2 separate regions of the Homo sapiens genome follow, and region 1 is linked to region 2. The links are chromatin loops, found by intact Hi-C in ENCODE. Cell type or tissue: HCT116. All regions are shown on one strand. Each heading gives the region's core, and the rest is flanking DNA. Links, peaks and the distances in the headings are about the cores only. Region 1 has its middle 22 kb from the start of GNA12. Region 2 holds the start of LOC124901577 (a long non-coding RNA gene).

The links. Hi-C counts contacts between places; a loop is a spot of excess contacts. Peaks named below come from ENCODE experiments on the same cell type or tissue, not always from the same donor. Only the 100,000 strongest peaks of a DNase experiment are listed, where the experiment ranks them.
Region 1: a loop joins it to region 2, with 6 times the contacts of the local background. A loop is called at or near these places in 2 of 110 quality-filtered maps.

What each region holds. Positions count from the first base shown.
Region 1 is chr7:2,858,625-2,873,834 of GRCh38, forward strand. No RefSeq gene overlaps it. Among named protein-coding and RNA genes, the nearest start is that of GNA12, 22 kb to the left of the region's middle. RefSeq lists enhancers at 3,790-4,436, 5,085-5,214, 13,000-13,651 and silencers at 5,992-6,071, 10,822-11,026, 11,974-12,193. In HCT116, for the core only: a CTCF peak has its summit at 6,585 (motif pointing right); DNase peaks (open chromatin) are centred at 5,227 and 6,547; H3K4me3 peaks cover 1,883 bases; H3K27ac peaks cover 1,811 bases.
Region 2 is chr7:3,391,628-3,406,837 of GRCh38, forward strand. All of the region lies in intron 1 of SDK1 (sidekick cell adhesion molecule 1), which reads left to right. LOC124901577 (a long non-coding RNA gene) reads left to right here and starts at 7,160. Exons shown (of 2, transcript XR_007060196.1): 1 at 7,160-15,210. RefSeq lists an enhancer at 7,929-8,678. In HCT116, for the core only: a CTCF peak has its summit at 8,480 (motif pointing left); a DNase peak (open chromatin) is centred at 8,454; H3K27me3 peaks cover 439 bases.

The DNA of each region.
Region 1 (15,210 bases), core at 3,822-8,821, 540 kb before region 2:
TGTGTTCAGTCCCTTTAGAAGACACATGCATTAGTGCATGGCTAACCTGGCGTGGGGACAGGCAGGGGACAGGAACAGCTCAGAGGCACTCCACTGTCCCCGGCAGAAGCCCCTCAACAAATGTCTGCTTCAGCCATGAAGGAAAGAGGCATGAAGAGGCATCCATGAACTTAGAGATAGATGCCAAGGGGGCTGGTCGCAGCTGTTGTGCTCATGGCCAGTGTCTTAGTCCATTTGTGCAGCTACAACAGGATACCCGAGGCTGGGGAATTTATAATGAATAGAAATTGATTTCCTCACAGTTCTGGAGGCTGGGAAGTCCAAGATTAAAATGTCAGCACCTGGCTGGGCACAGTGATTCCCACCTATAATCTCAGTGCTTTGGGAGGCCGAAGCGAGAGGATTCCTTGAGGCCAGGAGTTTCGAGACCAGCCTAGCCAACACAGTGAGACCCAGTCTCTACAAAAAATTAAAAAAACAAAACAAAACAGGCCTGCTAGCGTGTGCCTGTAGTCCCAGCTACAGGAGGCTGAGGCTGGAGGATTGTTTAAACCCAGGAGCTTGAGACTGCAGTGAGCTACGGTCACATTACTGCATTCCAGCCTGGACAACAGAGTGAGACCCTGTCAATCAATCAATCAATCAATCAATACCAGCATCTGGCAAGGGACTTCTTGCTGCAACCTGCCATGGCAGAGGGACAAAGAGAGTCAAAAGGGAGCTGAACTCACCCTTTTATAATCCCACCTGTGGGGTAGAGCCCTCTGGCCCAATCACCACATATATATATATATATATATATTTATATATATTTATATATATTTATATATAATTATATATAATTATATATAAATTTATATATAATTATATATAATTATATATAAATTTATATATAATTATATATATAATATATATATTTATATATAAATAATATATATAATTATATATGTATTTATTTATTTATTTGGAGATGGAGCCTTGCTCTATCACCCAGGCTGGAGTGGCACAATCTTGGCCCACTGCAACCCCCGTTTCCTGGTTTCAAGTGATTCTTCTGCCTCAGCACCCCCAAGTAGCTGGGATTACAGGTGCCTGCCACCACCACATCCGGCTAATTTTTGTACTTTTAGTAGAGATAGGGGTTTCATCATATGGGCCAGGCTGGTCTCGAACTCCTGACCTCAGGGGATCTGCCTGCCTCAGCCTCCCAAAGTGCTGGGATTACAGGCATGAGCCACTGGGCCCGACCGAGCGTGTGATTTTGAGCGAGAGGTTTCACGTCACTGCGTCATTTGTATCTCGTGTCATATGAAGATCATGATAGTGATAATAATTAACATTTTTTGAGAGCCGACTTTGTGCCGGGCACTCTCCTTAGGACTTTATGTGTATTATCTCCTTGGATCTTGATTTTAGTCCTATTGTGCTATTGTACATACTCTTATTGTTCCCACTTTACAGATAAGGAAAAGCGAGGCCCAGTGAGGTTAAGGAATTTGCTTAGGATCACACAGCCAGTTACAGGCAGAGCCAGGATTCAAAGACAGACAGGTGGCCCTGAGCCCATGCTCTGAACTGTGACACTCTGTGCCACATGGGAGTGGTATGAGTAAGGATCAGCCCGGTGGTGACGAAGGAGGGAGCTGCCTTTCATGGCTTTTTTTTTTTTGAGACAGAGTCTTGCTCTGTTGCCCAGGCTGGAGTGCAGTGGCGGGATCTTGGCTCACCACAACCTCCACCTCCCAGGTTCGAGCAATTCTCCTGCCCCAGCCTCCCAAGTAGCTGTGATTTCAGGTGCCCCCCTCTACCACTCCTGGCTAATTTTTTTGTATTTTTAGTAGAGACAGGGTTTTACCATGTTGCCCAGACCTCAAATGATACGCCGGCCTCGGCCTCCCAAAGTGCTGGCATTACAGATGTGAGCCACCGCGCCCGGCCCTTTTCATGGCTTTTAACACCCAAGACTTATTTCTGGTTTGGGGACTCTCTTCCATATCATCTCACCCCAGGATCCAGGCTGACGCAGCAGCCACTGTCTTGAACGTTGTTGGCCACTGAGCCAAGAGAAAGAAAGAGCTTGGGAAAGTTTTGTGCTGACAGGTGCACGGCCTGCAAGTGACACACGAGTTCTGCACACAGCGTACTGGACAGAACGGTGCTGAGGAGTTGCGTGTGTCTGCTTGGCTAAGATCCTAATCAATTATTTAATCACACATGAATGGAGGCATTGTGGTGAAGGTGCCTGGGAGGCGTGGTTAATATCCGCAACCACTTGTCTTTATGTAAAGGACGTCGCCCTCAATAACGTGGGTGAGCCTCATCTGATTTGTTGTTCCTTGAGAGCAAACACTGAGGCTTCCTGGAGAAGAAATTTTTCCTCTAGACTCAAGACTGTGGCACCAGCTCCTGCCTGGGTGTCTAGCTTGCCAGCCTGCCCTGCAGACTACAGACTGGCCTGCCCCCAAGATTGTGTGAGCCAATTTATTAAAATAAAACCCGGCTGGGCGTGGTGGCTCATACCTGTAATCCCAGGCCTCCCACTTTGGGAGGCCAAGGTGGGCGGATCACCTGAGATCAGGAGTTCAAGACCAGCCTGGCCAACATGGTGAAGCCCCGTCTCTACTAAAAAAAAAAAAAAAAAATAAATAAATACAAAAATTAATCGGGCATGGTGGCGGGTGCCTGTAATCCCAGCTACTCGGAGGCTAAGACAGCAGAATCGCTTGAACCCAGGAGGCAGAGGTTGCAGTGAGCCGAGATCACGCCACTGCACTCTAGCCTGGACAACAAAGAATGAAACTCTGTCTCAAAAAAAAAAAAATCCCGTTACCAGTGTATGTATATAATATCATTAATATATTTGGTATTATATTATGTTATAGAATAACTATAAATATATTACAGTTGTCTCATAGTATTTATGGGGACTTGGTTCCAGAATCCCCCATGGGTACCAAAATCCCTGGATGCTCAAGTCCCTAATATAAAATGGTGTAGTATTTGCATATAACCTACGCACATCCTTCTGTACACTTTAGATAATCTCTAGATTACTTGTAATACCTAATTCAATGTAAATGCTGTTCCAGACCAGCCTGGGCAACATAGTGAGACCCCATCTCCACTAAAGAAAAATTTACAAAAAAAAAAAAAAGATAATGGCCGGGTGTGGTGGCTTACCCCTGTAATTCCAGCACTGTGGGAGGTCGAGGCAGGCAGAGCACTTGAGGTCAGGAGTTTGAGACCAGCCTGGCCAACATGGCGAAACTCTGTCTCTAATAAAAATACAAAATAATTAGCCAAGCGTGGAGGCATGTGCCATCACAGAGTGATACCCTGTCTTAAAAAAAAAAAAAAAGAAAGAAAAAGAAAAATTGAGCCAGCCACGGTGGTGCTCACCTGTAATCCCAGCTACTTGGGAGGCTGAGGTGGGAGGATCACTTGAACCTGGGAGGCGGAGGCTGCAATGAGCTGAGATCGCACCAATGTACTCCAGTCTGGGCAACAGAGCAACGCTTGGTCTCGAAAATAAATAAATCAATAAATATAGTTGTTAGATTGTATTTTTAAGGTGTTTATTTTTTATTGTTGTATTGTTATTTTAAGAAATATTTTCCATCCCTGGGTGATTGAATCCATAGATGCAGAACAAGCAGCTATGAGGGGCTGAGAGTGTGTGTGTGTGTGTGTGTGTGTGTGTGTATACATAATTTATTAATTACATATAAAAAAATCTCCTACTGGTTTTGTTTCTCTGGAGAACCCCCAACTAATACAGTACTAGTTATGCCTCTCCCAGCTAAGGTCCCAGGAAGTACAATTCTACCCATTACCCTTAAGACATCACAGATGATCGGTCAGTACTAATAAGTGCTGTACGGTTATTGGACAGATTCGAGTTAACGTATGGAGAACAGGCAGGGTGCAAAGTGCATCCTGGCGTAGACCCCAGCTCTGCCAGGCACTAGCTCTGTAGGCTCTTGAACAACTTCCTTACCTCCCTGTGCCTTGTTTTCTTTTTTTTTTTTTCCCGAGACGGAGTCTCTCTCTGTTGCCCAGGCTGGAGTGCAGTGGCAGGATCTTGGCTCACCACAACCTCCACCTCCCGGGTTTGAGCAATTCCCCTGCCTCAGCCTCCTGAGTAGCTGGGATTACAGTTGTGTGCCATCACGCCTGGCTAATTTTTGTATTTTTAGTAGAGACGGGGTTTCACTATGTTGGCCAGGCTGGTCTCGAACTCCTTACCTCACAATGCGCCCTCCTCGGCCTCCCAAAGTGCTGGGATTATAAGTGTGCGCCACCGCACCCGGCCCTTGGTTTTCTATTCTGTAAAACGGAAGTGACCCGGTGGAGATAAAGGGGTAAATGCAGAGAATGAACTCAGAACATGCCGGTCGCCTTGGCAGTGCTCGCTAAGTGTTTGCATTTTTTTCCCTCCCTGTAACCGCTAGACCACCACGGAACTTGCATTTTTTGCTACTGGATGACAGGTCTTCCTCCTCTCCCAGGGTGGCTGTCTGGCAGGTTTCCCCACTTCCTGCAGTCTTCTCTGCCCTAGGGGACCAGTAGCCATGTTTCTGCCCCAACAAGTAACCTCCTTGCCCTGTCCTGGCTCCCGGGATCCTTCCTCTGGTGGTCTGCACGGGCCACGGCGCTCAGGGTGCCGCAGCGGCAAAGTGGGCAGTGGTCGCCCGTGTTCCAGGGAAGGAGGAGGGTGAGGGCGCCTGACCTCAGAGACCCCCAGAAGGTATCTGTGGGGGCACAGATGACCAGGAGCCCTGGAGTTAGTTCCATTTGCTGGCTGTGACCTTGGAAAGCCAGCAATGATTCAGGACCGGCTGCACAATTTGTGCAAAATGAAAATGTGGGGCCTCTTGTCCAAAAAGTATTACGAATTTCAAAACAGCCACAGCAGAGCACCACGCCGAGCAAGGGCCCTTCTCAGTACAGACCCTGAGCCTCCCGAGAGTGTGAGTGCTGGGGAAATCTGGGGAAAGAGGCCAAGGCTGTCCAGAGCCGAGCCCCTCCCTGGGGATTGTGTCTGGGGCCCGCAAACTCCCCAGGCGGAGGGAAGAGCCAGTCCTCCGGAGACGCTGGGCACCGAGCCTCCTCCAGGCCCGGAGAACGAGCCTGTAGCCTGTCGCTGTTTGCTGAGGGCCCTGACCTCTGTGGGAACACACAGGAAGTGGTTCATTTTCTCCCCACCAGTGACTCACTCCCGTCAGCCCTGCCCTTTCCAATCTCTGCTTCCTGTCCCTTAGCCTCAGCTTGGGTAATTCTGGGCAATAGAAAGGCCAGTCTGGTTGAGTCTGAAACTGCCATCTCACATGCAATTTCGCACTCATCTTGTCCCCCACTGAAGGGCTGGCTTAGCCTTGGCCGGAGAGCCCTGGAGAAGGAGGGGAGAGGTCGGGGGGACTGGCTGCGGTCCTTCCTCTTTCTCCTGGCTTCTGGGGTTGGGAGGGGAAGAGGAGGAAGAGGAGGAGGAGGAGAAGGTCTGGAGTGTCGGCACAATAGTAATATCAATAACAATAGCAGCTAATATTTACTGCAAGTGGTTCTCTGGGTCTGGAGATGCTCCAAGCACTTTTCTGACCGTAAGTTATGGCATTAAGTTTTGTAACTAGGAGGTAGGTCCTGTAATAAGGTCCTGTTGTAATTCCCATTTTTCTCTGTTGAGGAAACAGGCTGAGACAAGGTAGGTAATGTGCCCAAGGCCACAAAATTAGGAGGTGGCAGAGTCAGGATTGGAACCCAAGGTCTTCCTGATTCCACATCCGTTGCCCAGTCACTCCACTGCCTCACTTTCGCAAGAGTCCATATAAAGTTCCTGAGGTTGGGGCCTGGGACCTGTGGCAAGGTAAGTGTCCAGGGATTCAGCTAAGATGAGGCTTACACTTTTTTTTTTTTTGATAGAGTCTCTCTCTGTTGCCCAGGCTGGAGTGCAGTGGCAAGATCTCAGCTCACTACAACCTCTGCCTCCTAGGTTCAAATGATTCTCCCACCTCAGCCTCCCGAGTAGTTGTGACTACAGGCATGTGCCACCACGCTTGGCTAATTTTTCTATTTTTTGGTAGAGACGGGGTTTCACTGTCGGCCAGGCTGGTCTCAAACTCCTGACCTCAAGTTATCACCCCGCCTCGGCCTCCTGAAGTGTTGGGATTACAGGCGTGAGCCACTGCGCCCGGCCTGAGATGAAGCTTATTGAGGGTACTGAGAAAGATTTTTGACTCAATTTCTGAACCTTGTGAATTCTCACAGCACTTAACAGTAAGGAATTATCTGATATTTACATGCTTGTTATCTGCTTTCCTCATTAGGATGCAAACTTCATAAAACCATTTTGTTCATCTCTTCCTGATACCTGGTATGCGCTCACTAAATGCTTGGGAACGTGAATGAATGAATGAAACGTCTTCTGACGTGATCCTTGTATCTACATCTCCTTGCTGCGGCCAAGTCTCAGGTGCACCCTGAGCTCAGTGGTGGTCTTGCCTTTGCCCAGAGTGGGATGGGGTCCAGGTGGGGTGTCCCAAGCAGCCTGAAGAACATGACTCGAAATTCCCATCTGTGACCACCAGGTGTCGCTCATGCCACACAAGGAAACCCATAGATGGCCTCTGCTGAATTAGGGGTGCAGCGGGTGGGGAAATCTCATCTGTGACCACAGATGAGTTATCCAGGCTGCCATTTGTTCTCATTAGGTCCTGGATTTCCTCCTCAGAACCAGACAGATGTGATCAGCATTGTGGGCCGAGGGCCGGCACCTCCCCACCTCCCCGGCTATGGGTAGCTGTAGGGTGTCAGGGAGGGGATGCTGGGGTTCAGGCCCCGGATTCCATCCAGCTGCAGCCGTGTCACTGCCACTCCTCCTGCCCCCAAGCTTTGGCCTTGGCTGCCCAGGTAAGGCTGGCCCGGCACAGCCATTCATCAGTGTCAGCCGCCAGATGCCCCTCACAGGGCTCCCGTCCTCCGGGAACACTCCCAGGCCCCTAGCAACAAACTCAGCTTCCTGCCCTCATGGCACCGGCATCTTCCCCACTCCTTTTGCCGGGGTCTAAGTTTGGGGTGCATGCTTCCAGCCCCAGGAGCCCCCTCAATATCACACTGAGGTTGACTTGGCCATTTCTGCTTTCAGCCAACATAACCGGGTTCTAGAAGCTTCCTGACCGCTGTGGGAGGGTCACTTGGCCAGCAGGCAAGCGTTTCTTATTCCATGTACTTGAGTGAAGCAAAACCAGGGCTGTGTTTTTTTCCTTTTTTTTTTCTTTCTTTTTTTTTTTGAAACCAAGTCTCTCTGTCGCCCAGGCTGGAGATAACAGGTGCCCACCACCACGCTCAGCTAATTTTTGTATTTTTAGTAGAGATAAGGTTTCACCATGTTGGTAAGGCTGGTCTTGAACTGCTGATCTCAAGTGAACCACATGCCTTGGCCTCCCAAAGTGCTGGGATTACAGGTGTGAGCCACCACGCCTGGCCCTTTTTTCTTTTATTTGAGACAGGGTCTCGCTTTGTTGCCCAGGCTGGAGTGCAGTGGTGGGATCACAGCTCATTGCAGCCTCAACCTCCAGGGCGCAAGCGGTCCTCTCACCTCAGCCTCTTGAGTAGCTGGGACCAGAGGTGCTTGACACCACACCTGACTCATTAATTTTTTATATTTTTTGTAGAGACGGGGTTTTGCCATATTGCTCAGGCTGGTCTTGAACTCCTGAGCTCAAAGGATCCTCCTACCTTAGCCTCCCAAAGTGCTGGGATTACAGGTATGAGCCACTGTACCCGGCTAGGACTGTGTTTTTCTGTGACCCAACCTAATCGTTATTTCCAGCCCCTTTTCAGACTGATGATGGAAAATGTCATCTTGGCCAATTCCAGATGAACTTGGTCATTTAAGCTCAATTCTGAGCATTCCTTTGCTCACCTGGCGTGGCAGGTATGCTCTAGGGGGTGGTATAAACTTATGGCCCTGGGGAGGCTCCAGTTCCCCCTCCAACACAGATGTCTCCTGGAGGGACATTGTCATGTGCCATCCCCCACCCTCCATGCTGGTTATCCCAGAGGTGCCTGGTTCTCTGTGGAGGGCATTTTCTCTGCATCTTGCTAGCAGTCCCTGACTAATTTCCCGGCCTCACATCCTCCCGTGCTCCCATGGGGGCCATGGGAGACTTGGGGACCGTCTTTCTTGGACCCCTGCCAGGTGCCTTCTGTGTTAGTGAGATGTGCCCTTCCCTGGGTGGAAGGTTGACTTCCCATTCCCTGGGTTGGCTTCCCATTTCCCTGGGTGCCATCTGTGCCAGTTTGTTCTTGCATTGCTATAAAGGAGTACCTGAGACTGGGTAATTGATAAAGAAAAGGGGTTTAATTGGCTCACAGTTCTGCAGGCTGTATAGGAAGTGCGGTGCTGCCTTCTGCTTCTAGTGAGGTCTCCGGAAGCTTCCAATCATGGCGGAAGGTACAGGCGGCAGGAGTGAGAGAGAGAAGGGGGAGGCCCCAGACTCTTAAACGACCAGAGCTCTTAAACCCAGATTCTTAAACAACCAGATCTCATGTAAACTGAGCAAAAACTCACTCATCACCAAGCGAATGTGGCTAAGCCACTCGTGAGGGGTCTGCCTGCCGTGATCCAACACCTCCCACCAGGCCCTGCCTCCAACACTGGGGATCACATTCCAACATGAGATTTGGAGGGACACACATCCAAACCATATCACCACCTATCTCCAGGTATCCAGCACATGTGGGCTTCCTCCTCCCCTGCAGCCTGGGGGTGGGGTACTACATTTTCCTTTATAACATAGTGGTCACAATTTTGCGTTCTTTTCTTCCTGTTAAATGCCTCTCTCTCTCTCTCTCTCTCTCTCTATATATATATATATATAGATAGATAGATAGATAGATATTTTTTTTTTTAGATGGAGTCTCGCTCTGTTGCCCAGGTTGGAGTACAGTGGTGTGATCTCAGCTCACTGCAATCTTCGCCTCCCGGGTTCAAGCAATTCTCCTGCCTCAGCCTCCCAAGTAGCTGGGATTACAGGCAAGCACCACCATGCACAGCTAATTTTTGTATTTTTAGTAGAGACGGGGTTTCACCATGTTGGCCAGGCTGGTTTCAAACTCCTGAGCTTAGGTGATCCACTTGCGTCAGACTCCCAAAGTGCTGGGATTAAAGGTGTGAGCCACTGTGCCCAGCCTATAAATATTCATATATATACACACACACACACACACACACACACATATATATGTATATACATGTAAAATTTTTTTTTTGAGACAGAATCTTGCTCTGTTGCCCAGGCTGGAGTGCAGTGGTGCAATCCCAGCTAACTGCTTTCTGTGTTCAAGCGATTCTCCCGCCTCAGCCTCCTGAATAGCTAGGATTACAGGCATGTGCCACCATACCATGCTAATTTTTGTATTTTTAGTAGAGGAGGGGTTTTGCCATGTGGGCCAGGCTGGTCTGGAACAGTTGACTTCAGGCGATCCACCTGCCTTGGCCTCCCACAGTGCTGAGATTACAGGTGTGAGCCACTGCGACCAGCCTAATTTTTGTATTTTCAGCAGAGACAGGGTTTCACCATATTGGCCAGGCTTGTCTCAAACTCCTAACCTCAAGTGATCTGCCCGCCTTGGCCTCCCAAAATGCTGGGATTACAGGTGTGAGCCACTGTGCTGGCCTATTTATATTTTTAATTAAAAAAATTTTTTTGAAACAGGATCTCACTCTGTCATCCAGGGTGGAGTACAGTGGCGCAGTCACAGCTCACTGCAGCCTCTACCTCCTGGGCTCAAGTGATCCACCCACCTCAGCCTCCCAAGTGGCTGGGACTACAGGTGTTCACCACCACACCTGGCTAATTTTATTTTGACTTTTGTAGAGATGGGGGTCTCACTTTGTTGCCCAGGTTGATCTTGAACTCCTGGGCTCAAGTGATCCTCCTGCCTTGGCTTCTCAAACTGTTGGGATTACAGGTGTGAGCCACTGTGCCCAGCTATTTATATTACTTTAAATGGACAAATAGCAATTGATATGTTTATCATGTACAACACAATGTTTTGAAATACGCATACCTTGTAGAATGGTTCAATCAAGCAAATTAACATATGCATTCCTCCCATGCTTATTATTTTTTGTAGTGAGAACACTTAAAATCTGTCTACATGGTGAAACCTCATCTCTATTAAAAATAAAATACTCGATTGCATTTTCAAAATACAAGATGTCTCGATTTAAATAAGGGTTAAATCTTGTTTTCTCCACCTTATTTCCTAGTTCGCTAGCAAATGCTGCATTTGTTAATTAATTTAGGGCAATTCTTTCTTTCTGTAATTGACAAATAATAATTACGTCTATTTAAGGGGCACCGTGTGATGCTTCGATCCATGTATACGTCGTAGAATGATTAAACGCAGCGAATTAACATATCATAACCCTTAAAGCAGAGGCTTCCAGTTTCCTCTAGGGGATTCCCCATGTTCCATTCCAGTTCTGGTGGGGCCTTTCCAAGCCATACACAAACACATACACACGCGGATGTACCCCATGGAGTCACATACGAACGCACGTACACCACAGCCACGCATAGTCACAGGAGCATTGCAGGCACGCACGTGCACACACCCACCCACACACCCACCCACACACCCACCCAGGGGCATGGTCCTGTAACCCGGACCTCTTCACATCTTTGGCAACAGTAACGTGGCCCAAGGGGTAGGCCTATGTATTAGTCTGTTTTCACCCTGCTATAAAGAACTGCCTGAGACTGGGTGATTTATAAAGGAAAAGAGGTTGAATTGACTCACAGTTCAGCATGGCTGGGAGGCCTCAAGAAACTTACAATCATGATGGAAGGTGAAGAGGAAGCAAGGACCTTCTTCATAAAGTGGCAGGAGGGTGAAGTGCTGAGTGAAGCGGGAAGAGCCCCTTGTAAAACCATCAGATCTCCTGAAAACTCAGCCACTCTCACGAGAACAGCTTGGGGGAAATCTATCCCCGTGACTCAATGACCTCCACTTGGTCTCTCCCATGACTCAGTGGAGATTATGGGGATTACAGTTCAAGATGAGATTTGGGGCCGGGTGCGGTGGTTCACACCTGTAATCCCAGCACTTTGGGAGGCCGAAGTGGGCAGATCACTTGAGGTCAGGAGTTCGAGACCAGCCTGGCCAACATGGCGAAACCTTGTCTCTACTAAAAATACAAAAATTAGCCAGAAGTGATGGTGCGTGCCTGTAGTCCCAGCTACGTGGGAGGCTGTGGCAGGAGAATCGCTTGAACCCGAGAGGCAGAGGCTGCAGTGAGCCGAGATCACACCAGCCTGGGTGACAGAGCCAGACTCAGTCTCAAAGGAAAAAAAAAAAAGATGAGATTTGGGTGAGGCGCAAAGCCTCACCATATCAGTCTCCACCCAGGAGAGTCCACCCTGCCTGGAGGAGAAAGAGGGCGCTGGGCTGTGGTGGCCCCGTGTGTCCCAGTGGAGGGGTCTGTCTGCCATGGGCAGGAGTGCGCCCCCCCTGCACAGAGGGCTACAGCTCAGAGGCGAGGCGGGGATCGGACCTAGTGAGAGCTGAGCGCCTGGTCTGGGCCCTGTTGGGCTTGGTGAGCCACTCTGTGGCTTTTAGTGATACCTGAGCCAGCAGACCTTACCTCTGTGCGCCAGGGGTGCTTTGTGGGGTCCGATGCTGTTCACACCCTGCGTCCTCCCGTCCTGTCCGGGTCCCCCTTTCCCACGTGCACAAGGAGTGGCTGACGGTCTCCCAGGACTCCCCCACCACCCCCTACACACTCCACTTCAACTCTGCAAAGGCAGCACCCTTCCCTGGAGTGTGAGACCCTCCCTGCCTGCCCCTCTCTGCCTGAGCAGGACAGGAAGCTATTGAGCCCCTGTGAAGCTCTAGGCCAGGTGCCTGGAGTCAGCGATGAGTAAGAGGAGGCAGGGCCTGCAGCCCTCGGAGGCCCAGGACTTTAGGGAACTCATTAGAGAGACTCATTTCGTTACCTGTGTCACTTTGGTCATCTGGGAGGCAGACGTCAAGACAGAAGAAATGAGCAAGAGATTGATGAAACGCAATGCCCAAGCAGGATACAGGGAGAGGATGCAGGGTGGGCGGGGACCAACTTCCAACCGTGACGCAGGGCTTGTGTTTGCCAGAGGAGAAGAGGAAGGAAGGAGGGTTAAGTGGGAGGAGCCCCAGGCTGCAGTGCAGCTGTGAGAAAGTCCTCTCCAGGCCCACGGGGAGCTCTAGCAAGGTCCCGGGTGGGGCAGGAGCTGCCAGGCCCCAGGTGCTACTGCATTCCTGTGGAGGGTGACTCTGGGAGGGAAAGCAGAGCCGTGCACCTCCAGGGCCACCCCGACGGTGACACAAAGGCTGATGTGACACATGCATCAAAGCACTGACCAAATGCCGGGGCCGGTGGCTCACGCCTGTAATTCCAACACTTTGGGAGGCTGAGGCGGGTGGATCACCTGAGGTCAGGAGTTTGAGACCAGCGTGGCCAACATGGTGAAACCCCATCTCTACTAAAAATACACAAATTAGCAGGGCGTGGTGGTGCCTGCCTGCAGCCCCAGCCACGGGGAAGGCTGAGGCAGGAGGATCGCTTGGACCTGGGAGGCGGAGGTTGCAGTGAGATGAGATCGCACCACTGCACTCCATCCTAGGCAATGGACCGACCAAGGGACTGGGGTCAGGGAGCACCGACCAAGGGACTGGGGTCAGGGAGGCTTCCTGGAGAGGGCTGACACCTGAGACATTTCCAGTGTAAAGGAGATGGGGGCTGAGTGTCAGAGGCCAGGGCTTATGCAGGGCCCCGAGGTGGATCATCTCTCTGGGACTGGATGAGGACAGCATCACAGGCGCAAGTTGAGGGCAGGACTCATGGCTTGCGGGCGCAGTGAACGTGACATGGGCCAGGCTTGCAGAGCCCGAGGGTTGTATTTGGGACTCTGGTCCTGTGTCCCAGCCCACTTTGATTCCAGTGGGCAGACCAGCTCAACCCAAACCCCTGCCACTGGCTGAACGCTCCCTGGGGCCCTGGGTCTACCACCTGCCTTGGGAATGCTGCCTGAGCTCTCTCTCTCTGGCATTCTGACCACTCCTGCCAGATACAGCTCGATCTGTGCCTTTGTTCTAGCACTGATTTTTGTTCCTGCATGGAGAGCAGGCTTGCCTGTCTCCACAGTTAGGCTGGGGCCATGGTGGGAGGGGATCTGCTTATTCATTGCCTGATTATTCATTTTGAGGTCTGGTAGAGTGGGATTCTCAGGGAATGGGTGCCTGCCCCAGGATGAGGTTCAAGAACCTTCTCTCCAGTGCAAGGTTTGGAGAAGGTCCAGGTGAGCAGGGGTCTGGGGTCTGAGTCCAGAGTGACCCTAAGCCAGCAGCATCCCCCAAGAGCTTATTAGAAACACAGATACTCAGGCCTCAAGCCCAGACCTGTAGAATCAAAATATACCTGGAGGTAGAGTCCAAGAATCCGCATGTTATGAACTTTCCTGATGATTCTTACACCCATCCAAGTTTGAGAAACACCAGTGGTCCAAGTTTGAGAAACACCAGTGGTCCAAGTTTGAGAAACACCACCGGTCTAGTGCAATCTCCTCACTCCACATGGGGTGGCGGTACTTGGGCTGAGGCTCACTCTGAGTCCCACACCCAGACGGTGGCTGAATGCAGACAGAGAGCACATCAGGCCTCTGGGCTGTGAGGAACACAGCCAGAGACTTCAGTAAAAAACGCATCTGGGGGACTAAACCTATGATTTGTGCAAAAACACCTGGGTGATTTTCATCATGAAATAGAGCTCATCCTTCTGGAAAAACAATCCACCCATCTGTTCGCAGTCAGAGGAGGATGTTCACGTAACACCAGATGCCGTGTTGGGTGCCATGGTAACAGCACGCTTCCGGCAAGATGGTCCTGCCCTGCACACAAATCCTGAAACAGACAAAAAATAATTTAAAAAAAAGCCATGTAAGTTGCCCATGCTCAGGCCTTGTTCTTGCTCTCCCCAGGATGTGTCCTTCCTCTCCTGTTTGTCAGACTCCTACTCACCCTTTGAAACCCAGCCCAGATGTTCCTTCCTTCCCATTTGCATGCATCAACTTCCTCACCCCATCCTTTTTTTTTTCTTTCTTTTTTGAGATGTTGTTTCGCTCTTGTTGCCCAGGCTGGAGTACAATGGCGCGATCTCGGCTCACTGCAACCTCTGCCTCCTGGGTTCAAGCAATTCTCCTGCCTCAGCCTCCCAAGTAGCTGGGATTACAGGCATGTGCCACCACGCCCGGGTAATTTTGTATTTTTATTAGAGTTGGGGTTTCACCATGTTGGTCAGGCTGGTCTCGAGCTCCTGACCTCAGATGATCCACCTACCTCGGCCTCCCAAAGTGCTGGGATTACAGGCGTGGGCCACCGCGCCCGGCCCACCCCATCCTTAAGTGTTCAGGACACTTGGCCTGTACCTTTGCTCTGGTGCTTATTTTTGTTTCTGCATGGAGGGCAGGCTCACCTGTCTCCCCAGTTAGGCTCTGGCCATGGCGAGAAGAGGTCTGATTATTCATCGCCTGATTATTCATTGTGAGGTCCAGTATAGCAAGGTTCTGAGGATATGTCAGCAGGGACTGAGGCTGAGAGACGCTGATCACAGTTCCGTCAGGGATGACCTCCTCTGTCCTGGCAAGAGGCCAGACTGGAGCGACACTTCAGTAGAGAGAAGCCAGGGCTTTCTTCCCGCAAAGTCAATGATGTCTGGTCTCAACTGTCGGAAACTCGGTCAGCAAGTTTATGCTGTGATGAGAACTGGAGCACCAAACTCTGTGATGTGCATATGTTGTGGGCAGTGGCGGGTGCTGTTATCATTCATGACTGTTCCCTTCCCTGCACCTCGAGTTTGGGCTTTGCTGAGAGATTGCTTTGGGCAGTGGGCTGTTGAGGGGGATGTAGCAGGAGCAGAGGCTTGACACGCACTTCTTAATGGGGCTTGCCTTCTTGCCCACCTCTTTTTCGCCATGAGAAGAACAGCCCTGGGCTAGCCTGCCAGGCCACAGGGCTGAGCCTCACCTGCAGTTTGGAGCCAAGCCCAGGGAGTCCAGTCTAAGTCATCAGGATGCAAGAAATACATACTGTTTTCTGCAGCTGAGGTTTTCGCGGCTGTTATGCAGCCAAAGCTGACTCATGTACAGGATCTAGACTGGCCTATGGAATTAGAAA
Region 2 (15,210 bases), core at 6,208-11,207:
TTAACTGATTTTTTTTTTTTTTTTTTTGAGACAGGGTCTTGCTCTGTCTCCTGGGTTAGAGTGCAGTGGCATGATCATGGCTCACTGCAACCTCCGCTTGCCAGGTTTAAGTGATCCTCCTGTCTCAGCCTCCCGAGTAGCTGGTGTGTGCCATAATGCCTGGCTAATTTTTGTATTTTTTTGTAGAGGTGAGGTTTTGCTATGTTGCCCAGGCTGGTCTCAAACTCCTGAGCTCAAGCAATGCACCTGCGTTGCCCTCCCAAAGTGATGGGATCACAGGTGTCAACCGCCATGTTTGGCCAACAACTGAAATATTTTTAAAAGTATGTATATCATGTAATATATATATATATATATATATGCATGCTACCTAAGCTTAAATGCAACAAAGACCATACAAGGCTTTTATGGAGACAAATAAATGCACCTGTGTACCACATTCATGATAGAAAGTATTAGTATTATAAAGATGCCCATCATGTCCACATTAATCCATAAATTCAGTTCTAATCAGTAACTGAACGCTTAAAACCTTTGCATAACAGACATTTTCAAACTTTACAGAAGTAAAGAGAAAAGCATGATGAACCCCATGTACTCTAGCAAATTCCACTTGTGACCAATGATTTCTTAGAAATGTATCATTATTAACTTATGAGACTTTAAAATACACTTGAGGTATTTAATTCATGTCATTCGTTTTTATTGAAACTCAAATTGTCAAATCTTTGTCCAATTGTGGTGCCTTTAAGTTGGATCTTGTGACCTTTTGACATGACTCCATTAGTTTTCTTTTATATATACTTTTATGGTGGTAAAATATATATACACACATATAGCATAGAATTTGTCATTTTAACCATTTAAAAAGTGCAGTTCAGTGACATTCATTGTATTCAGTGTTGTATGGCCATCACCATTATTTATTTCCAAAACGTCTTTGTCATTTCAAACAGAAACTGCAACTTCTAAGCAATAATTTCCCATTTCTTCCTCCCTCCAACCCTGGTAACTTCTAATCTCCTTTTTGTCTTTATGAATTTGTCTACTCTAGGTATTTATGTAAAATCATACAACACATATCTTTTTTTACCTAACTTATTTAATAATTTTATTTTCATGATGTTTTCAAGATTCATTCATATTATAGCATGTAACAGAACTTAATTCCTTTTTTGGCTGAATAATAATATTCCAGTGTATGCGTATATCGCATTTCGTGTATTCATTCATTTGTTGATGGACACTTGGGTTGTTGCCTCCTTTTGGCTATTGCAAATATTGCTCATGATGAACATTGGCTTACAGGTATCTGTTTGAGTCCCTGTTTTAAATTTTTTTTTTTTTTTTTTTCTTTTTTGAGATGGAGTTTTGCTCTTGTTCCCCAGGCTGTAGTACAGTGGCGTGATCTCAGCTCACTGCAATCTCCGCCTCCTAGGTTCAAGCGATTGTCCTGTCTCAGTCTCCTGAGTAGCTGAGATTACAGGTGCCTGCCACCACGCCTGGCTAATTTTTTGTATTTTTAGTAGAGGTGGGGTTTCATCATGTTGGCCAGCCTGGTCTTGAACTCCTGACCTCAGGTGATCCACCTACCTCAGCCTCCCACAGTGCTGGGATTACAGGTATAAGCCACCACACCCGGCCCCTATTTTCAGTTCTTTTGGATGTATACCCAGGAGTGAAGTTGTTCAATCATATGATAATTCTGTGTTTAGCTTTATGAGGAAATGCCAAAATGTTTTTCACAGTGGCTGCACCATTATACTACTTAACAGAAATGTTTGAGAGTTCCAACTTTTTTACATTCTTGCCAACATGTTATTTTTAATTTTCCTTTCCTATAGCTATGTGAAGTGGTATCTGTACAGAAATGTTCATTGCAGCACAGTCAAGTGAAAAACAACTCAAGGGAATATCGGGAAAGAGTAGATAAAACTGGATTATTCGCAGATCAGAATACTACGTAGCAGTTAAAATGAATGGGCTACAAGTTAAAATGAATGTGATTCTGTTGCATTCTTCAGTACTTCAGTTACATTTTTCAACTCCAGAATTTCTGCTTGATTCTTTTTAATTATTTCAATCTCTGTTAAATTTATCTGATAGTATTCTGAATTTTTTCTCTGTGTTTTCTTGAATTTGAGTTTCTTCAAAACAGCTATTTTGAGTTCTTGAAAGGTCATGTATATCTGTTTCTTAAGGATTGTTCACTGTTGTCTTATTTAGTTCAGTTTGTGAGGTCGTGTTTTCCCGGATGGTCTTGATGCTTGTGGATGTTTGTCAGTATCTGAGCTTTAAAGAGTTAGGCATTTATTATAGTGTTCATCATTTGGGCTTATTTGTACCCATCCTTCTTGGGAAGGCTTTCCAGATATTCAAAAGGAGTTGGGTAAGCCATATCTGCATTAGGGGGCACCCTAAGGCCAGTAACACTGGTTCTTGCAGACTTCTATAGGTACTGTCTTGGTAGTCTTGGATAAGATCCAGAAGAACTCTCTGGATTACCAGACAGAGATATTGTTCTCCTCCTTTTCTCCCAAACACATGGAGTCAGTCTCTCCTCTACTTCTCCCCCGACCCTCATTTTGAGTTAACTTTGTGTAGGGTCTAAGATCATCTTTTTGCATGTGGATATCCAATTGTTCTGGTTTTATTTGGTGAACGTATTATCTATTCCCTAGTGTATTGCCTTGGCATGTTTGTTAAAAATCAGTGGATAATAAATATAAGAATTTATTGCTGGATTCGTAATTATGTGCCATTGATCAATGATTTTTATTAGTACTATAATGCTTTGATCACTGTACCTTTATATAAGATTTGAAATTTAGAAAAGACCTCCAGTTTTTTTTCAAAATTGTTTTGATTATTCTAAATGTTTTGCATTTTCATTTGCATTTTAGGACCTGCTTATCAATTTCTGTGGGAATAAGCCTCCTGGAATTTGATAGGGATTATTTTGAATGTATAGATCAATTTGGGGAGAATTGCCATTTTAACAATATTGAGTCTTTCGATCCATAAATATTGAATGTCTCATCATTTAAAAAAACTTGAATTTTCTTCAAAGCTTTATAATTTTTACAGTACAAGTCTTGTTCTTATGTTACCTTTATTTGTATGTACTTTTTTAATGCTATTGTGAATGTGTCTCTTAATTTTACTTCCAGATTGTTTATTGCTTATAGAAATATAATTGATTTTTATATATTGATCTTGTATTATATCCTGTGAACTAGATGTGCTTTTTAAAAATTAGTTCTAATAGTTTTTTTGTGGACTCTTTGGGGTTTTCTATATACAGGATCATGTCATCTTCAAACAAAGACAGTTTTACCACTTTCTTTACAAACCGAATGTCTTTTATTTGTTTTTCTTGGGTGGTTAGAGCTTCCAGTGCTGTGCTGAATAGAGGAGATGAGAGTGGACATCTGTGCCTTTTACCCTGTCTTAGAGGAAAAGAATTTGGTCTTTCACCAATATGTATTATATTCACTGTAGGTTTTTTGCACATGTTACCAGGTTCTATTCTAAGGTTGCTGAGACTTTTTATCTTGAATGCACATTGGATTTTGTCAAATGTTTTCTCTGTACCTGTTGAGATGTTCATTTGGTTTTTATTCTGTATTAATATGATGCATTACTTTAATTGATTTTTAGCTGTTAAAACCTCACATTTCTGGGGTAATTAAAAAAGATGGCTTATCATCTTTTTTTATATGTTGTTGAATTTGGTTCACTAATATTTTATTGAGGATTTTTGCATCTGTGTTTGTGAGAGATACTGGTTTGTAGTTTTCCTTTCTGGTAATAATTTGTCTCGCTTTGCTATCAGGGTGTTATTGCATCCCATAATGAGTGGGAATATTCTAGAATGAGATGTGAGTAATATTCTTAAATCTACTTCTTATACTTCTCGGAAGAATTTGTGGAGTATTAATATTATTTCCTCCTTCAGTGTTTGATGAAATTCCCCAGTGAAGGAATCTGAGCCTGGACTTTTCTTTGTGGGAACATATTTTAAAAGCTCATTTAATTTTTGTACTTGCTGTAGATGTATTGAGATTTTCTATTCCTTCTTTAGTCAGTTTTGGTCATTCGTGACTTTTTAGGAATTTGTCTATTTAAGTTGTTGAATTTGTTGGCGTAAAGTTGTTAATATTTCTTTGTCTTTCTAATCTGTGAGGGGTCAGTGGTAATCATCTCTCTTTCATTCCTGATTTTTGTGGTTTTCTTTCTCTCTCTCTTTGCCAAGGGTTTGCCAATTTTGTTTTTAAAGAACCACCTTTTAATTTTTCCTCTGTTGTTTTTCTGTTTTACATTTCTTTAATTTCTCCTGTCATCTTTATTTTCTTCATTCTGTTTTCCCTTGATATGGTTTAGTCTTCTGTTTTCTACATTTTAAAGGTGAATTCTTAGATTATTGATTTGAGATTTTTTTCTTTAATATAGGAATGTTAACACTATACGTTTTTTTCTAAGTCTTGTGTTAGCTGCATCTCATACACTTGGACATGAGTTGTATTTCTATTATTCAGATTAAAATACTTGCTCATTCCCCCTTGTAATTTTAAAAAAATTTTTCTTTGACCCGTATTTAGAAATAACTGCATTATTGTTGGTAAATATACTTTATACGATTTTAATCCTTTTAAATCTGCTAATGCTTTCTTTGTGGTCCAGCATATGACTTATCTTGGGTTCTATGGCAGCTTGAAAAGAATGATTATTTTGCTGCTGTTGTGTGGAGTGTGCTTTAGATGTGTGTTAAGGTAAGTTGATTGGCAGTGTTATAAGTCTTCTGTATTTTTGTTGATCTTCTGTCTACTTGTTCTATTCATTATTGAAAATTGAAATGTTCAACTATTGTTTCTCTTTAATTTTGTCAGTTTTAGTTTTATGTATTTTGGACCCCTGTTACTGCATACATATTTATAAATTGTTATCTTTACCTGCTGAATTACCCTCTTATTATAAAATTTCCTTTTCTTTCTAGTAACAATTTTTGTCTTTAAATTCATTTTGTCTGATATTAATATAGCTGTCCTCTGATTACTGTTTTCATGATATATCTTTTCCCATCCTTTTGTTTTCAACTGATCTGTATCTTTGTATCTAATGTGAATCTCTTCCAGACAGCATATGGTTGTCAAGTTTATTTTTCTCAGTCTATACTGTTAATCTGCACCTTTTGATTAGATGGTCTAATTCATTTATATTTATTTATATTTAATGTAATTATTAAGATTTAAGTATACCTTTTCATTATATGTTTTCTATAAATGTTATATATTTTTTGTTCCTTCATTCCTCCATGACTGCTTTCTTTTGTGTTAAATGGATTCTTTTCTTAAATGCATCATTCTTGTTGTTTCTTTTAGTATATATTTTGAGTTACTTTCTTAGTGGTTATCCTGGGGATCATAACAAATAACTTAAAATTCAGTTCAGGTTAATCCTGGCATAATTTCAAACATACACAGAATTTTTTCTCACTTGCATGCTTTTTTTGCCTTATAAATTATGTATTTATATGTTATAAGCCTATCAACAAAGTTTTATAATTATTGCTTTATACAGTTGCCTTTTAAAACAAATAGGAGAAAAGCGTTCTCAAAAACAATTATATTGTATTTTATATTTACCTATTTAATTGCCTTTATTGGTACTTTCAAATTTTTTTCATATGGATTTGAATTACTTCAGCTGGAAGTAATCCTTTAGTGTTTCTTGTAGAGCAATTCTGCTGGTGACAAATTCTCTCATTTTTTCTTTATATGGGAATATTTTAATTTTCGTTTTTGAAGGATAGTTTTGCTGGATATATAATTTTTGGTTCGTAGTCTTTTCTTTCCCCCCCCCAGCGCTTTGAATATGTCACATCAGTGCCTTCTGGTCTTTATGGTTTCTAACAAGAAGTCAGCTGTTAATCTTATAGAGGATTCCCTGTAATATGCAAGTCATTTTTTCTGTTGTTTTACAGATTCTGTCTTTGAACATTTTGTCTTAATGTGTGTTTGACTCTTTGAGTTACCCTATTTGGAGTTCATTGAACTTCTTGGATATGTAATTTAATGTTTCTCATCAAACTAGACATTTTTGGCTATCATTTCTGTTGTAGTGTTTTTGCGGTTTTTAAAAATTTGTTCTTAGGGTTTTTATCTCTGCTTACATTACCCACCTCTTCTTGCATGTTTTACACTTTTTTCCATTAGAGCTTTTGGCATATTAATCATAGTTATGAATTTCTGGTTTGATAATTACATAATCTCTGCCATATATGAGTCTGATTCTGATGCTTGCTTTGCCCCTTCAGATTGTGTGTTTTCTTGCCTTTCAGCATGCCTTGTAATTTTTTGTGGAAAGCCAGGCATGATGTACTGAGTAGCAGGAACTGAAGTAGTAAATAGGTCTTCAGTGTGAGGTTTTGTTTATCTGGCTTGTAGGTTTAACGTTTTCTATAACTGTAGGTTTAACGTTTTCTGTAACTGTAGGTTTTCTGTAGCTGTAGGTTTTTCTGTAACTGTAGGTTTCACAGGCTTTAGTTTCCCGTAGTATCCTTGCTTTTTTCTCCTTTATTTTCTTTGGGCTTCCCTAGAAATACCGCCTTAAGTAGAGTCTGTACCTTGCAGCTATTTTAGTTGTAATCCACTGTTGTTCTATTAGAGCCCTGTTGATGTAGTGATAAGGTGTTGCGGAGAGGAAACATTCTATAATCTTGTGATAAACCTCAGATTTGTTTAGTAGGCCTGAGTCCCTGGGCTGTGACCTTCAGAAGAGTTTCTTAGCATTTTTTTTTCTCCTCTTCTGTGAGACAGGGATGCTAGAGGGGACTGAGTTGTATAATCACCTTCCCCTAGGTCACATAAAGTTCTGACAAAGTAGTTTCCCTTGGGAGAAGGCCTTTATTATATAGAACAGAAGGCTCCGGGCATATTTCAAAATACTTTTCCCCAGATGCATTTTGGCATGCTTACTTTTCCCCTTGCCCTTGCTGAGCACATGATTTATTTATTATTTTATTTTTATTTTTATTTATTTATTTTTTTAACCTCCAGTCTTCACCAGGAGAACATAGTGGGACTTCTGGGGGTAAAACTTATGAAAGTGTATGGGTCCCCTAAGACTGAGCCCCCAGTAGTTTTTTTTTTTTTTTTTCCTCAAGCTAGTTTATACTCAGCCTCCAGCAAATAGTGAGTTACCACTTAAGTGTTCCTACAGTTATTTCCTCTAGTAGCGCTCCTCCTAGTAAGCTGTGATTTTGTGTCTCCAGTTTTCAGTGCAACTATTTGCCCTGAGACCTCAGTTCTCTGGTGTATCTAAGAATTGTCCATGTTCAAGTTTTCCACTATTTTTCATGTTGGGAGAGTGGGACTTCCGAGCTCTTTACATGTTGCAACAGAAACCAGCAGTATTATCTCTTCAGTTATTCTTTCTCTCTTCTTTTAGGACCCCAGTTATGTGTAACTTCATGCACTTGGGGATGTCCCAGAGGTGCCAGAGATTCTTTTCATTTTTTTTTCATAATTTATTCTTTTCCTCAGACCACATAATCTCAATGTATCTTTGAATTTGCTGGGTCTTTTTTCTGCTCATTTTTGTCAGCTGTGGACTCCTTACATGAATATTTCCTTTCAGTTATCATACCTTTCAATTCCAGAGTTTTAATTTTGTTCCTTTTTGTGATGTCTGTCTCTTTCTTGACATTTTTTATTTTGTGAGAGTTAAAGAATTAAAGGAAAGTATGAGCATGATGGTTTCCTTTAAAGTTTACGTCTTAAGTTCAACATCTAGGCTTCATCAGGGACAGCTTCTATTGACTCCTTTTCCTGTGTATGGTCTGTACATTCCTATATCTTTGCATGCTTCATATTTTGGTTAAACACTATAAATTTTAAATTATTTAATGTGTAAACTTTGGAAGTTCAAATTTGTTATCCCCCCAGAGTATCATCCTGTTGATAAGGCTGCTGTTACTTCGTATAGTGACTTCTCTGGACTAATCTCATAAAGTTTATTTTCTTCATTGTGTGGGGACACTGAAATCTCTGTTGGGTTTGATTAGTGGTCAGTTGATGATTGGACACAAATCCCTTTTACTAAGTCTCCCATCCTTCTGTGAGGGGCTCTGTATATGTGTTGTGTATGGCTCTTTCCTCGGCTTGTATATGGCCCGGTACATGTGTGTGGAGTTCCAGATACCCACTGTGGACATCTCATTTCACAGGTCTCCCATTTAAATTTTTGGCTGGACTCTTGGCTGCCCAACTGGTATGGCCGACTTAATAGCTGTGGTGTTAATCAATTGCAGCTGATTGTTTTTGACAAATGCCCTAGGGTAGAGGGCTTCTCCTGCTTGGTGAGCTCTGCATGACATCAAGTAATGATAATGCCTTGTGAATGGGGCTTCCCTGAGAGCTGTGAAGCAGGTCAGACAGTGACAGTGCTCCAGAGAGGGCGCTTTTGGGGAAGTCTGAACTGGGTCTGCTCCCTCTGGTGGCTACAGGACTACACATTTTCACATTGTTAGGGAGGCTGCTGGTTCTTAGCCTACTGTGAATGGAGCTTAGGAGAGAGGGATGGAGTAGACCAAGTTAAAATGCCATGAACCAAGCCTTTCTAGCCAAGATTCAGCAGCTTTCCTAAGATAATGCTTTAGATTGTTGTACAGCTTTGGTTAATTTTCAGAATTTTCAAAAAAGTTGATTTTGAAAATTGTGGCAGCATTTTCATTGTTTTTATGCATGGGAGCGTTTCCACAGATCTTCACTCCACCATTCTGAGAGTGCCCCCAACTTCGAATGGATGAATTTTTATAACAAGTGAAAAAGTAAGTCCCTGAAGGTTACATACAGCCTTTACCCATTTTATCAACTTAGAAACAATGAAAAGAACGTATGTACTTATAAATACATAAAAATATACACAGTATTTGTATTACACAAAAATAGATAAACATAAAACTATAAAAAGTAAAGTACAGGATTCTGGATAGTGGTTACCTCAGATGGTGGCAGACCAAAGGATGGGAGTGGGGGTTACCTAGAAATATATGTGTCATAATTAAGGTCCAGTTTTATTTTGTAGTTGGTGGGTTCATGGATTCTTATGGCGTAATTAAAAATATATACACAGGCAAAAACATTTTATGGTTGTGTTTGCCTTCATGTTAACACATGAGATGAGGAATCTATTATGCAACAGAGCTTTATAAAGGAGCTTCAACCTCAGTTTTCAAAGCCATTCTTACGGCCAGAGGAATTGCTTATGGAGCTTATCTCTACCCAGTCTCGTGTAGGTCTGCCTCAGCTGGCCGAACTCCAGTGTCAGGACAGGACAGTGATGATGAGAAGGGAAGGGACAGCAGCCAGTGCCAGTTCGAGATGAGTAGTCATCTAATACTGCCTCTGCGTGGGTCCCTGCTGCCATCCGCAGCCTCATAGCCCTCAGCTCCGTAATGTGTCCTGATGGATTTAGAAGATACATAGGGAGCTGTCATTGTGAGTCTGAAAAATATACAGATCACGCTTCACTTACTAAAATCCATACTTGATGATGTCAGCCACTTACACGAGCATTCAAGAGGTCTTCTAGAATAATCACATGACAAGATTTGGGGGAATACACAGAATTCCAATCAAGATGAGTTGAGCATAATATCATGGAGGCAGGATCAGAATGGAAAGGTAACTGATAACTTGGAAGTTTAAACAATTACAATTTTCCTGTTTACTGTGTGACAAGAGCATTATGGGGCCTTGAAAATGGCAGTGTCACCACTGGGTAATATATTTTATTCAAAGACTTTTTGAGAGAGAGCATCTGTAGAGTCAAATGGTACTTGCCAAACTATTCCATGTATGGAACCCATAGGACTTCATAATTTTATGGTTTGCTGGGGGAAAATAACAAGACCACTCATGGCCCAGGTGAGTCTTGAAGAGGCTGTGGCCACAATATACTGAGCCAGCCGTAGTTCACTGGATGGGAAGACCCAAGTTTGACTTCCAGATTTACTTCTTACTTGCACTTTGGGCAGTTACATTACTTCTCTGAGCCTTATTTTTTTTTTTTATTATGGAGATAATGCTACTGATGTGTAATAATTTTGTATCTACTAGTATTAGAATGTATGAATTACCCCTTAATTTTTCAAATACTTAAACTGTTAACATCTGAATCTTGGCCAAAATGAGCACAAATGGCATTTGTATAAATGCCTAGTTATTAAATGTTATCACTATTTAACTATCTGGATTTGAAGACCAGTGCATGGCGTTTGCTAGGAGTTTATATCATGTTCTTACGTATGTGTGTAGCTGTCTTTACTGCATCTGTCGATTAGGAGGTAAGAACACCTGCTGAATATGTACCTTGAGCTAGCTATTGTGGGAGATATAAAAGAAGCACAAAACTGGATCCTGTCCTCATGGAACTCAATCTGGTTTCTGAGGTTTAGCTTTTATGTGACTCACAGATAGAGCAATGTCACAGAAAATAATATGCGGAAAATAAATGCAAAAAGAACTTGAGAAAGCTTCATGTGGCTCAGTATCCTGCACTCAGTAGGATATGTGGAGGATATATATAAAATCTAATTGAGATTCTTAGGAAAGGCTTTAATGAAGACTGGAGAATGAATGATATCTGTTATAAAGGATGGTGAAGCTTGGCTATTCAGAGAGTAATGGAGGAGGTACTTCAGTAGTTTTTATTGTGTCTGCCCAAGAAATTCACTCGGAAGCACAATGTTTATTTCTGAAGAGGCAAAGACCAAGTTTTAGAAAATAAAGTTCTCCTAAATACTATTATAAAGTTTGAGTATTTCTATTATGATTTTATGACTTCCCATCTGTGGTAGGTGTTTTATTGAAATTATTTGAATGTTATCAAGCTGTGACAACAATGCTTTAAAGGTCATACACAAAGCACAATTAAATTTCCCAAGTGAAATAAGAATGTGCATTGTGAAAGGCAGAGAATTTCAAGTAGTTCAGTTTTGTTGTTGCTTTTTTTCATCTGGGCCATTTTTGAGGTGTTTAAATCAAAAAGTTGTTTTTCTTCTTGATTGCAGTTTTCCCTTAGTTATTTGTGTAGCTTAAAAATGGAAACCAATGTGTTTAAGTTGCAATATTTTTGAGTCTATTAGTTAATATAAACTTTATTCTACACTCAACAGTAGATTGCATTATAGCTATGTGGAATGTAAAGATTATTTTGCACTTATATAAATGTGATAGCTTCTGATTGATACAGATTTAATTATGCAAACTTTGGCTTATTATGAATTAGATGAAACATTTCTATTCCTCTGTTTCTTTCTTTCTTTCTTTTTTTGAGACAGAGTTTCACTCTGGAGTGCAGTGGTGCTATCTCGGCTCACTGCAACCTCTGCCTCCCGGGTTCAAGTGATTCTCCTGCCTCAGCCTTCCCAGTAGCTGGGATTACAGCTGCATGCCACCACACCCAGCTAATTTTGTATTTTTAGTAGAAACAGGGTTTCTCCGTGTTGATCAGGCTGGTCTTGAACTCCTGACCTCAGGTGATCTGCCCGCCTTAGCCTCCCAAAGTGTTGGGATTACAGGTGTGAGTCACCATGCCTGACCTATACTTCTGTTTCTTATGAGCTTACTTATTAGAAGATCTCTAAGATTCCTGTAATTTAAAATTTTGTAATTTCATTTCATTTTACCCATTTACATCATTAAAGTGATGAATGGTTGCTTCTTTCAAATGGTGGGAAATGAATTTTGGAGAATTGTTAGTTATTATTGCTCATTTAAGGTTATTTGAACGTTTTGACTATTTGATGGTGTTTTTTGTTTGATTTGTGATGCTGACTCATAAATACCATGAAAAACAGGTCTTTTTGTTCTAACCGAAAGAGGGATTATTTAGCAGCTTAATGACTTTGGTAAATAAAAGTTTATTTGCACCTATGAGAAAGATGACAGGTAATATCTAGATATCTGAGTAAAGAGTAAAGAGAGCACAAATACAATAAGATATGGAGACTCAGTATCCTATCAGCTTTTTGATGTAAAATGGTACAGTAGTTACTACCTAAGAGAATAGTCTATTTCCATGCTGGTTGCTCACTTGTGTGCTCTTCTGAAAGAGTGAGGGCACTGTGCGTCTGACTGGATACTGGGGTACTCTGTTTCCAAGCTGCATTACAGGGATTTGAAATATCTTACATATATATATATATATATATATATATATATATATATATATATATAATATATATATTTATTTATATTATATATATATTTATTTATTCCATATACAGGCATACCTTGGAGATATTGCAGGTTAGGGTCCAGACCATTGCAATAAAGTGAATCACACAAATTTTGTGGTTTCCCAGTGCATATAAAAGTTGTGTTTATGCTATTTTGTAGTCTGTTAAGTGAGCAATAGCATTATGGCTAACAAGAGTACATACCTTAATTAAACATTTTCTAAAAAATGCCTGCACAGAGACGTGAAGTGAGCTGATGCTATTGGAAAAATGGCATCAATAGACTTGCTGGACATGGGCTGCCACAAACCTCCAAAATTTGTAATTTTACAAATTAAAGCCCTCAATTTGAAAAACATAATATCTGTGAAGCACAAGAAAGCTAAGTGCAGTAAGACAAGGTGTGCCTATATATGTTTCTGTGTATATTTAAATAACTTATATTAATAGCTGCAAACAGTAGATTTCTTCCGGTGTATGGCTTTGTCATTGTTATCACTGATTTGTAATAATTTACCTCTTTTTTGTATGTTTTATTATTTTCTGCCATGGTTGATAAACAAGTTAATTTACTCTCAGAACAGAGAATCTGCAGTATTATTATTAATAGTGACTGTTGACTTCTTTTGTCATCTAAACAACTTGTTAGTCTGCCCTTAGGCTTGACATTATTTTTGTTGTGAAAGAATATTCAGTAAAAAGTTTTGACATGTTTAAAATCATTAAATACTTCCAAACTGGTTTGGAAAGCTTCTCTGGGCTGAAAGCCAGTTGATTCTTATCAGTCTTTTTGCATGACTGAAGTCAATTACTTCAGAGCTTGAACAACTGCAGCCTTGGTAAATGGTCCAGTACTGTCCAGTAGTACAATATGGGAGGCTTTTAAATGCTACTGTAATTGGTAGTTTAACAGATGTGTTTTGGTTGGACAAGAATGTAAAAGCTATTTTGGAGCATTTTCAAAGGCATGAAGTTTAAAATAATGTAATGTTAATTTTGTGCTCTGTAATGTATATCGTAAGATTGAGGTCTTAATGTTTGTATTAAGTAAGTGAAAATATTCAAATGAAACTTGTGTAGAAAAGGAACTGCCTGTGTTCAGAAAGATTCTGAACAAAAACAAGTGAATTTTCAGAACTGAACTAACAGTTGCCAGAGGGTGTGGGTTCTGACGATGTCCTACCTGAGGCAGGCTTTGTGACTTTGGAAAGCCTTGGTTTTCTTATTTTTAAAGAGGATCTAGTCCAACACTGGTCTACTCAGACTTCCTCATTTGTAAAAAAAAACCAAAAAAAAAAACAAAAACAAAAACAAAAAACACTTTCCTTAATCTTGGAATGCTTTTCACAAGAACTAAGTGTGGCATATTGGTGGCTGTATGAGTACTCTGGTATTATAGGAGTTGAAGTGTGAGGTGGAGAGTAAGAGTAACTGGGGGTAAAACTTAGACCCAATGTGTCCAGAAGATTCAGAGCCTTATCACTGCACAAAGGAGCACAGATTTTAAACACTGAAGTGCCCAAGTTGCATGCAAACAGGCTGTGGGCTGACCACCGGTTTTTGTATTTATTCTGAATATAGTATGCCACAAAATTTGAATGTATATGCTTTTACAGATCTCTGTGCTCTCTCTAGCTCCCCCAAAATCTCTGCCTGTCTTTAGTTTCATGCTAGACTGTTTTATCTGTTTGTTGCCTTTGAAAGCTTTTGGGTTTACCCCATGCTGGAGTAACATGTAGATCTAGAAGGATTTTGAGCAGGAGGTAGTGTTATCAGATATGGTTATAAGGAAAGCTCACTTTAGCAATAGAGCTGACACAGTAGTAGCAGGTAGTGAATTCTGCAAGAGAATTAATGGACACTAGTCATCTTGATTGTACTTAGTTATTTACTGCTTCAGTGTAGTTCTGTTGTGCTTAATTTTCTTTTCTTTTCTTTCTTTCTTTTTTTTTTTTTTTTTTGAGAGAGTCTTGCTTTGTCGCCCAGGCTATAGTGCAGTGGCATGTTCTCAGCTCACTGCAACCTCTGCCTCCCAGGTTCAAGTGATTCTTCTGCATCAGCCTCCTGAGTAGGTGGGATTACAGGCATACCTCACTATGCCCAGCTAATTTTTGTATTTTTAGTGGAGACAGGGTTTCGCCATATTGCTCAGGCTGGTCTCAAACTCCTGACCTCAAGTGATCCACCTGCCTTGGCCTCCCAAAGTGCTGGGATTACAGGCGTGAGCCACCGCTCCTCGTCTGTTGTGCTTAATTTTCTAAACAAACTCTAGAACAAGTTAAGTGGTTAATCCACGTGATTTTTGTTCTCATTTAAAATCCTATGCATTCAAAATGTGAACTCCATTACCATCTCTCTGATCCGCCCTTGGCATAGAATTTGGATGTGTATATTACACTGGACTCTTGGCTTTAAAAACCGTCTATCTGTATCTGTGGGAAAGCTTTTCAGATAGCCCAGACAATATAAATAGCCCTAGATTTACCCTTAAGTAACAAATGTGTTTCTTTCTGTGGAGTTACTCGTTGTGTCTGAGGGATCCTCCCTGGGTTATTTTTTTCCTCTCCAATGGACTGGCTTGGCATATGATTGTCAAGAACAGGCACTCTGGTCGGACAGACCTTGTTTAAATCTTCTCTCTCTCTCCAACTGTGGGCCAGTTCGTTAATCTACTTGAGCTTTGGTTAGTTATTCTATAGATCGTTTTGTGGATTAAGTGAAACATCATACTGAAAACACTTAGTTTTATCATCCAGACCAGGGCACTAAACGAGAATAAACCAACCTCCTAGTTTTTGGATGTGTTTGACACGAGGGGATGTTTAGGGGAAAATAATATTTGACCATCAGACTTTTTGAATGCTGGAGAAAGCATGCACAATGTCCATGTAGGAACATACCCATATATACAGGAGACTTAAACATGTGCGTGTATACATCCATATACACAAAATGAATTTAGGAAG